Regions from separate parts of the Homo sapiens genome. Here region 1 is linked to region 2. Evidence: chromatin loops called from intact Hi-C (ENCODE). Cell type or tissue: mammary epithelial cell. All regions are shown on one strand. Each heading gives the region's core, and the rest is flanking DNA. Links, peaks and the distances in the headings are about the cores only.

Region 1 (2,500 bases), core at 1-2,500, 560 kb after region 2:
TTGTTTTCTGTATTCTTGTGGACATGAGTGTATGGTCTTAGGGAAGGTCATTCAAAATGATTTAGTTTATAAAAATAAATGTTTATTTACTCATTTGTTTGAGAGGTATGAACCAAAGTACACATATATAAAAAGGTTATGGATTTTAATATTTTAATGTATTAGATTAAAGATGAGGCTAATACTGTTGCTTGAGGATGATAATTTGACAATTTACAGTGGCATAAAGGAGAAAGAATTTATTGGTACTTGTAATTGAGAATACTGAGTTCAAACATGGGGTAAATCCAGGGACTGTAACAATGTCATTAGGAATATCACTTTATTCTGTTTATTCTTTTACCTTTTTTTTTTTCTCACAAACTTTCCTTAGGACTATCCATAATGATAATCAGTAGGTTTCTCTAACCGGTTTAACCACCCCAGGGGGAAAATTTTCCTAATTTTCTAATAGCTTCAAACAAAGTTGATAGCTTCAATAAAATTAGGATTAAGTCTCTGGCTTAGCTTGGGTAATATGTGCTGAACCAGTCACTGTGGCCTGAATGATAGAATGCTCTGAGCAAGTCAGGGTCATATGTTCACTTACTACTGAAGTGAGTGATGCAGTTAGGATTGAGATCAGCTCTGTAGTAATGACATGAACTAAAAGTAAGAGTGATAGAAGTTTCTCCAAAAGAAAATAAGGACTCTTTAGTTACTAGGAATGAGATAAAAACAAGAATATTCACAATAGTATAGAAACATAATAATAAAAATGTGTTATTTAATGATTGATACAATACTAGATTCTCTGTGGGCCTTACTTAAGTGGCTTTCAAATGTTTTTGCATATTAAAATCACTTGGGAAGGTTTTAAATATCTCAGTGTCCTGGCTGCACACCAGGCCAGTTAAATCAGAATTTCGTTAGTACCTAAGCCTGTGTAATTTGTTTTGAAGTTCCTTAGGAAAATCATGCTAACAAGAACTAGGTAGACAGATCTGGTAGAGTCAAGGTTCAAAAAGAGGGATTTCAGGGGACAGAGAAGTTCACATGGGAGAAGCAGGATCCAATGGAGAGAACAGAGGGGCCTCAAAGAGAGAGAGAAAGAAGGACCTCCAGCCTAGGAGGTACCTATCAAAAGAAGCGTGGGACTCCAATCTAGTTTCAGAGAGTACACTCAAAATCTTAAGTATCAGAATTCTTGCCAGCTTCAGTGTATGTTCAGTGGTTCAGGAATCTGACTCACCAGTGGATCCCCATTAATCAGTCAGACGTGAATTCAAAGGTGCAAACATAGGGTCCTGGGTCCAGTGATGAATCTGATTCTGAGTCACAGCACCATAACTGTTAAAGAAAAAATTACTCAGTGATACTTGTTAAAGCATGATAAGGCTGACTTTCTTCAGAATCATTGAGATATAGGTATAGGGGCCACAGCTGTGGGATTTTGGAATTGGAGAAGAGAGACTGGGCCCAACTCCAAATACAGCATGGGCAAGTGGGAATGTATACCCAAGGAGCAGGGTCGGGGTTGGCGGATGGAAAATTAAGAGTAACATCAAAGTAAGGGGTTTCTGGGTAAAACAACCTAATGATTCTTGCTGAAGATGGCCAGAGTAATCAGAGTAATTAATTTGGGGAATGGTGAAGGATAAGGAACCTGATCAGATATCAAGGGTGGGGATACTCTTGCTAAACTGACTCAGTAGGGTTCTTGCTAAAACTGGTTTTTACAAGAGAGAGCACAGGTAGGTCTACAAGAAGATTCGGGAGACTGACTAAAGTTTCATCAAGAATCTTTGTCAGGAGACATGACCTTTATGATACTTAAGTTTTTCTTTTTATGCGGTTTTGTTTTAAACAGGCTAATAGCTCGTCAGCTTGCTAAAATCCATGCTATTCATGCACACAATGGCTGGATCCCCAAATCTAATCTTTGGCTAAAGATGGGAAAGTATTTCTCTCTCATTCCCACAGGATTTGCAGATGAAGACATTAATAAAAGGTAAAATTATTTTTACATTTGAAATTATGTTTTACATTGCTTTGCTCTATGATAGGGTTTCAAAGGTAATTGTAAAGTTTCATTGTATAAAATCTGGTTTTCTTTCTTTGCATTGAAGTAAAGTAAGCATTGATTCTTTGGCTGTCAGATAGCACTACAGAAATAACTGCCTCTCCATCCCCCTCAGTGTCCCCTCCCAAAAAATATGCCCTACAACAGCAAGGGGCAGAGGTGGAAGTAGGGGAACACCACTTAAAAATAAAGAGTTAGGTGGTAATGGTGAAGCAAGATTTTTCTTGACTTTTTAAGATACTGCAGGGTTGAGAGGCAAGTCTAGTATTATATAGAATAAGAGCACAAGAGCCTGGAGCCAAACTGAGATTAAATCTTAGTCCTGCTAGTTAACATTTCTGTTGTGTAACTCATTCAACTAGGGAACTTAACCTAACTGTTTCCTTATCTATAAAATGGAAATTACAGTAGTAGTATATTAACCATATAGAGTTTTTG
Region 2 (8,106 bases), core at 2,497-4,996:
GATTTTTGTGCATTAATTTTGTATCCTGAGACTTTGCTGAAGTTATCAGCTGAAGGAGCATTCAGACTGAGACTATGGGGTTTTCTAGACATAGAATCATGTAGTCTGCAAAAAGGAATAGTTTGACTTTCCCTCTTTCTATTTGGATGTGCTTTATTTCTTTCTCTTGCCTAATTGTTCTGGCCAGGACTTACAATGCTATGTTTAATAACAGTAGTGAGAGAGGGCATCTTGTCTTGTGCCGATTTTCAATGGGAATACTTCCAGCTTTTGCTAACTCAGTATGATGTTGGCTGTAGGTTTGTCATAGATGGCTCTTATTATATTGAGGTATGTTCTTACAATATTTAATTCATTGAGAGGTTTTAAGGGATGTTGAATTTTATCAAAACCCTTTTCTGTATCGAGATAATCATGTGGATTTTGTCTTTAGCTCTGTTTATGTGATGAATCACATTAATTTGCATAGGTTAAACCAACCTTGCATCCCTAGGATAAAGCCTACTTGATCATGGTGGTTTAGGTTTTTGGTGTGCTGCTAGAATCGGTTTGCAAGTATTTTGTTGAGGATTTTTACATCCGTGTTCATTAGGCATATTGGCCTGAAATTTCCTTTTTTTTGTTGGATCTCTGGTAAGTTTTGGTATCAGGGTGATACTGGCCTCACAGAATGAGTTAGGGAGGAATTCTTCCTCCTCAATATTTTGGAATAGTTTTAGTAGGAACAGTACCAGACTTCTTTCTACATCTGGTAGAATTTGGCTGTGGATCTGTCTGGTCCTGGGCTTTTTTGGTTAGTAGGCTGTTTATTACAGATTCAATTTTGGGACTTGTTATTGGTCTGCTCAGGGAATCAACTTCTTCCTGGTTCAGTTTTAGGAGGGTGTATGTGTCCAGGAATTTATAAATCTCTTCTAGGCTTTCTAGTTGGTGTGCATGGAGGTGTTTGTAGCAGTCTCTGATGGTTATTTGTATTTTTGTGGGGTCGTGGTAATATCCCCTTTGTCATTTCTAATTATGTTTATTTGGACCTCCTCTCTTTTCTTCTTTATTAATCTAGCTAGTGGCCAATCTTATTAAATTTTTTCAAAAAGCCTACTCTTGGATTTGATGATCCTTTGAATGTTTTTTTGTGTCTCAATCTCCTTCAGTTCAGCTCCGATTTTCATTATTTCTTCTCTTCTGCTAGTTTTGGGATTGGTTTGTTCTTGCTTCTCTAGTTATTTAGTTGTAATGGTAGGTTGTTAATTTGAGATCTTTCTAACTTTTTGATATGGGCATTCAGTGATATAAATTTCCCTCTTAACGCTGCTTTAGCTGTGTCCCAGAGATTCTGGTATCTTTGTTCTCATTAGTTTCAAAGAATTTCTTGATTTCTCACTTAATTTCATTATTTACCCAAAACTTGTTTAGGAGAAGGTTAATTTCCATGTAATTGCATGGTTTTGAGTGATTTATTTTTAAGTCTTTACTTCTATTTTGTACTGTGGTCTGAGAGTGTGTTTGGTATTATTTCAGTTTCTTTGCATTTGCTGAGGATTGTTTTATGTCCAACTGTGTGGCCAGTTTTAGAATATGTGCCATGTGGTGATGAGAAAAGTGTATATTTTGTTTTTGGGTACAGAGTTCTGTAAAGGTCTATCAGATCCATTGGTCCAATATTGAGTCCAGGTCCTGAAATGTTGTTGTTAATTTTCTGCCTCAATGATCTATCTGATACTGTCAGTGGAGTAAGGAAGTTTTCCACTATTATTGTGTGGAAGTCTAAGTCTCTTTGTAGGCCTCTAAGAACTTGCTTTTTGAATCTGAGTGCTCCTGTATTGGGTGCATATATATTTAGGATAGTTAAGTCTTCTTGTTGAATTGAACCCTTTATGATTACGTAATGCCCTTCTTTGTCTGTTTTGATTTTTGTTGGTTTAAAGTCTGTTTTGCCTGAAATTAAGATTACAACTCATGCTTTTTGCTGGTTTCCATTTGCTTGGTATATTTTCCTCTATCCCTTTATTTTGAGCCTATGGGTGTCATCGTGTATGAGATGGGTCTCTTGAAGACAGCATATCTGGGTTTTGCTTTATTATCCAGCTGACCATTCTGAGCCTTTTAAATGGGGCATTTAGCCTGTTTACCTTCAAGGTTAGTACTGATATGTGTGAATTTGATCTTGTCATTGTGTTGTTATCTGGTTATTGTGCCAGCTTGTTTGTGTGGTTGCTGTATAGTGTCATTGGTCTGTGTCCTTAAGTGTGTTTTTCTATTGGCTGGTAATGGTCTTTCTTTTCCATATTTAGTGCTCCTTTCAAGATCTCTTCTTAGACACATCTGGTGGCAATGAACTCCCTCAGCATTTGCTTATCTGAAAAGGTTCTTCTTTCTTTTTTACTTAGAAGAAGCTTAGTTTGGCTGGATATAATATGCTTGGTTGAAGATTATTTTTTCCTTAAGAATGTTGAATATAGGCCCCCAATCTCTACTGGCTTGTAGTGTTTCTGCTGAGAGGTCTGCTGTTAGCCTGATGGGGTTCCCTTTGTAGGTGACATGCTCTTTCTCTCTAGCTGCCTTTAACATTTTTTCATTTCAACCTTGGAAAATCTGACTGTGTTTTTTGGGGATGATCTTCTTGTATAGAATCTTGCAAGGCTCTCTGTATTTCCAGAATTTGACTCTCAGCCTCTATAGTGAGGTTGGGGACATTTTCATGGATGATATCCTGAAATATGTTTTCCATGTTGTCTGCTTCCTCCCCATCCCTTTTCAGGATGCCAATCATTTTTATATTTGGCATGTTTACATAATCCCACATTTCTTGGAGGTTTATTAATTCCTTTTTATTTTCTTTTAATTTTTGCCTGACTGTCCTATTTCAGAGAACCAGTCTTCAAGTTCTGAGATTCTGGCCGGGCGCGGTGGCTCACGCCTGTAATCCCAGCACTTTGGGAGGCCGAGGCGGGTGGATCATGAGGTCAGGAGATCGAGACCATCCTGGCTAACAAGGTGAAACCCCGTCTCTACTAAAAATACAAAAAATTAGCCGGGCGCGGTGGCGGGTGCCTGTAGTCCCAGCTACTCGGGAGGCTGAGGCAGGAGAATGGCGTGAACCCGGGAAGTGGAGCTTGCAGTGAGCCGAGATTGCGCCACTGCAGTCCGCAGTCCGGCCTGGGCGACAGAGCGAGACTCCGTCTCAAAAAAAAAAAAAAAAAAAAAAAAGTTCTGAGATTCTTTCCTCAGCTTGGTGTATTCTGCTGTTAACACTTGCAACTGCATTGTGAAATTCTTGTAGTGTGTTTTTCAGCTCTGTCAGATCAGTTAGGTTCTTTTTTATGCTGGCTATTTTGTCTGTCAGCTCCTGTATAGTTTTATTGTGGTTCTTATTTTCCTTGGATTGGGGTTTGCCATCCTCCTGAATTTTAATTTTAATTATCTTTGTTTTTCCTATATTCTGAATTCTATTTTTGTCATTTCAGCCAGATCAGTCTGGTTAAGAATCCTTGTTGGAAAATTAGTGTGGTCATTTGGAGGACATATGGCACTCTGGCCATTGAGTTACTGGAGTTCTTGTATTGCCTTCTTTCTCATCTCTGCATGTGGGTGTTCCTTTAACTGCAGCGTAGATTGAGTATAGTCAATAGACTTCTTTTCTGGATGTTTTCACAGGGCTGAAGCTTTGTGCAGGGTTTTTATTTGTGGCTAACTTCTTGTCTTTGGTTTTACAGGGGAGTATGTTACCTAGACATTTTTGGTGTTGAAGCTTTGGGGTATGATCCAGTAGGTGGCGCTTAGGCATAGTGGTCAGTTGGTAGGCTCTTGCTCAGTTGTGTGGTTCCCCTGTATTTCCTCACAGTTGCAGCCATGTTCCCTCTCAATGCTCTGAAATCAAGGGCCCCTCTTCCACTTGAGCGCTGGCTGTAAATTGCGGCTTGGCACTCCCAGGCTGTCCACCAGAGCTCTGGGGTGAACTCAAGGTTTATGTTTCCTCCCCAACTTAGAGGCAGCAGAGGAAGGAACCTTAGCAGTGGTTGTAGCCGATGGTCTTTTATTTGTATCCTAGGGGCTCCACCCCAGAGAAATGCAGGTCAGCAATCGCTCAGTGCAATCAGCCTAGGATGGGTCTGTGCTGTGGGCCCAAGCCTGGAGTTCCCTTTCCTGCACTCCATCTTTCTTGTAGGTGGAACCCCCAGGGGCAACCAAAGCCTCTCTGCCACTGCTTCTGCCTTTGTTACTCTGAGAGTGGCAGGGGTAATACCACTGCAGAGGCAGTGGCAGAGAGGCTTTTGGTTGCCCCTGGGGGTTCCACCTCTGTGAAGCAGAGCTGCTCTTATTGGGAGTGTTCAGCCAGTGGGGAGGGGCAGGTGCAGTGCTGGCACATGAGCTTGGGGCTCTGCTTGTTTGGCAGCAGGGGGTCAATGGTTCACTGGGAGGAGAGACTGGTTTCCTCTCCATATGACTGTGGCATGCTGTAAGCTCAGATGTAGCCCTCAGGTTCTTTGTTTCTTCTTCAGACTGAGGGCAGCAGGGATAGAACCAGTGACGAAGGGGCTGTAACATGTCTCTACAAGCCTCTCCTCAGGCCACTACCAGTGGATATGTTCAGCCATGGGTGGAGTGGCTGTTCTGCAGTCATGAGCCAGGGGCCCTGCCTGGTGAAGAGTGTGGGGTGGGGATTCCCCTGGAAGAGGGGCTGGGCTCCTCTCTATAGCGTGGCTGTGGTGTGCTGGAAGTGCCAGCATAATGACTAAGCCCCTTGTTCCTTCCCAAGCACGAGGGCTGTTGGAACTGTACCACTGCAGCTGCAGCGAAGGAGGGTTTGTGGGTTGGCTCTGCGATTTCCTCCTGGGAGAAGTGCTGAGCTGGCTCTGATTGAAGTGATCAGGCAGGGTCAGGGTGGTTGTGTTGGGGGTTGGATAGCCCTGCCCAGTGAGAAGTGAGGACTGGGACCTGTATGGGGAACAATCTGACCATTTTTCCATGGGGTTGTTGCTCTGTGCTGGGGATCTGGACCAGTCCCTGATCCTCACAGACTCTCCAGAGCCTGGAGACACCAAGGGCAAGGGCTGCAAGACAGCCACCATGGCAACCTGCCCCTACCATGGGGAGCTCTGCCCAGGGAGTTACAGAGCTGCTATTGGCTCTATAGCCTCAGCAGAGGGTAGTTGGAGACCCAAGCCAAGAGGACCTGCCCAGTGAGGAGCTACACGATTGGGGACCACATAACAGTCTGGCCACTTTTCCACAGGGCTGCTGCAGTATGCTGGGGGTCCACTCCAGTCCCCAGTGGCTTTGAATTTTCCAGTATCTAAAGATATCAACAGTGAAGGCTGCAAAACAGCAAAAAGGTGGCCTGCCCCTCCCTCTGGGAGCTCCATCCCAGGGAGGTCGGACCTGTTACCAACCTGAACACACCTGCAAGAAGTGGTTGGAGACCCCAATCAGGAGATCCCACCCAGTAAGGAGGTATAGGATCAGGGACCCATGTAAAAAAGCAGCCTGGCTGCTTTTCCTCAAGATAGTTGTGCTTTTCTGGGGATCCACTACAGCCCCTGGTCACCATGGACTCTAATGCCTGAAGGCAGCTAAGGCTGCTAAAGAGCAAAGATGGTGGCCTGCCCCTCCCTCTGGGAGCTACATCTCAGGGAGGGGTTGGAACTGCTGTCAGCCAGAAAACACCAGTGGGGGTGACAGGAGGTCCTGGTCAGGAGATTCTACCCAGTGAAGAGAAATGGGATTTGGGATCCACATGAAAAGCAGTCGGCTGCTGCTTTGCAGAGCTGCTATGCTGGACTGGGGGTCCGCTCCAGCCTCCAGTCACTTCAGACTCCTAGAGTCCAAAGGCAACAATTGCTAAGGCTGTAAAACAACAAAGATGTGGCCCACCCCGCCCTCTGGGAGCTTCATCTCAGGGAGGTGTAACGGTTATTATTGGTGACTGGCTGGGTTCCCAAGCCGGTGGGTCTTATCCAGTGAGGTGCCTGTAGTCCATCGCTGCTCACTCCCCTGGATTCAGCCCCTTTCCTACGGGTAGGTACGAGGATCTAACCTCTCACTTTGAAAGAGCTGCAGCTACTTTTTGACAGGAAGCTGGATATCTAAGGCTCCCAGGGCTCCACATGTGCCTGAGTGGCTACTCTGCAGAGACATTATGTAGCTCTGCATGTCAAACTGAAGGTTTGGGTAGAGTGGGTCCATGAAGGGATCTCCTGACCTGAGGGTTGCAAAGATCTGTGGTAGAACAGTGGGTCTCTGCAGTCACTTCCTCATTCAGTCAACACTTCTCTAGGCAAGGGAGGCTCCCCTGGTTCCATGGCACTCCTAGGTGGGCAGTTACCCTGCCTTGCTTTTCTCCATTCTTCATGAGTCAAATTGTTTCCTTGATGAATCCCAATGTGTGTACCTGGATGCTTCCGGTGTACACATTGTACCGGAAGTACAATGTGCTGTATTTACTCACCCCTTCTATTTCTCTTAGATTGGCACAACGTAGCTGCTACTAGTCAGCCATCTTGGCTAACCCCCTCACCACCACTTTTTTTCTTACTAATAATTCTCTGCTATCACAAAATATGAAATAGTATATCACACATGACACTTTTGACACATTTATAAAGTGTCTGTTTTGCACTGAAAAAAAATCTGCTTTCTATAATGGTGAAAAATATTTATGTTTTCCCAAAGCACTGCATTGCATAAAATAAAAATTGGTTTCATTTCCCATTTGTACTGAGTGATCTTCAAAGTGTCTTACCAGTTCACTGTGTTTCATCTTCTCTGTGAATAGTTCATTAAATACTCTTCTGCTCTGAAGTAGTTTATCCAATCATCCACCGCTCCTGGATAGATTGGAAATGTATTAGACAAGAACCAATTTAAATGTATTGTATTCACAAAAGAAATCTGCCAGTTTTAAAATAAAATGTGAACATCTTGTATCTCTTGGTGCCAAGATGATAGGGGATTATTCTTTATTTACTTATCTGTTGTTTCTAATTTCTTCTGTAATGGTTGTATATTATGCAGTTTAAAAAGTTATTTCTGGAAAAAAAGGCAGATTAAAAATACATGAATGTCATAGGTTTTACTCTAACAGGCAAAGTTTCTCACCTAAACTTAATAAAATCATAAAGCGGGCAATATGGACATAATGATGTTTCGTTTATTTCCCAACTTGCACATCTCCACAGCAGAAGCTGTGCTGATGACTGGAGGGTGGCGGTAATTAGTCTAATTTTAAAGACATTTATTTTACAACATGATATTGAAAACATAAGTGCCAAGTTATATAAACACAAACAAAATTTACTTGTGTGATATCCTCACTTTCAATATAAAGTGTTGGGTGATTGAGATAAGATATACACTTCACATAGTCCATCAGCCTCTCTTGATCATACAAATCATCTCTCTCAGCCTTGGCCACAGGGTCAACCACACAGGACTGCCTTTTTTGCCCCCACTATGCACACAATGCCAAACCCCAACCCTGGATCTTGCCTACAATGGTCTTTTGCCACTTCTAGCCTCAAACTTCATCTCTGGGGTCTACCTGTACTGGAGCCAGTGATACGTTTTATCCATCCATTACAGAACATCTTCTGTTGTTCTCTATCATCTTTTCTTTCCAAATAGCTTATATGTTCATTCATGTTAGGAACTGTGATGTGCTGTTCATGTGTAATCCTGCAGAACCTCTCATCCAGTGCTGACCAGCAGCCAGCAGGTCCTGAGTAAATACCTGTGTTTTGACTGAGTGTCAGACAATTTCCCACAGCAAAAAAATACAGTAAAATCTAGGAATTTTTGATGTTGTTGATTCCGGGTTCAAAAAACTGAGTTTAAGAAGAAGCAGAGAGAAATGACAAAAAGTAGTACCAGAGAGATCTCAGAGTAAGGAAGTGACATTGCTCCGAAAATGCACGAATTGGGAGACAAGGCCAACTTCATGAGGTCAAAGTGCCTGGCCCATAGAAGATTAATATTAATGTCAAAGGCATACTTCAGAGATATTGCAGGTTCAGTCCCAGACCACCCCAATAAAGTGAATATTACAATAGAGTGAGTCACTTGAATTGTTTTGTTTCCCAGTGTATAAAAAGTTATATTTACACTATACTA

What was found. A loop is a pair of places that touch in the nucleus more often than their neighbours do. Peaks named below come from ENCODE experiments on the same cell type or tissue, not always from the same donor. Only the 100,000 strongest peaks of a DNase experiment are listed, where the experiment ranks them.
Region 1: a loop joins it to region 2, with 2.5 times the contacts of the local background. A loop is called at or near these places in 1 of 110 quality-filtered maps.

The regions. Positions count from the first base shown.
Region 1 is chr12:22,657,165-22,659,664 of GRCh38, forward strand. It overlaps ETNK1 (ethanolamine kinase 1), which reads left to right. Exons shown (of 8, transcript NM_018638.5): 3 at 1,850-1,990. Among named protein-coding and RNA genes, the nearest start is that of ETNK1, 33 kb to the left of the region's middle. In mammary epithelial cell, for the core only: no CTCF peak of the experiment used is centred there; DNase peaks (open chromatin) are centred at 577 and 1,257; H3K27ac peaks cover 2,081 bases.
Region 2 is chr12:22,097,366-22,105,471 of GRCh38, forward strand. It overlaps the pseudogene SULT6B2P. Among named protein-coding and RNA genes, the nearest start is that of CMAS, 55 kb to the left of the region's middle. RefSeq lists an enhancer at 4,476-4,615. In mammary epithelial cell, for the core only: a CTCF peak has its summit at 3,775 (motif pointing right); DNase peaks (open chromatin) are centred at 3,816 and 4,576; H3K27ac peaks cover 1,026 bases.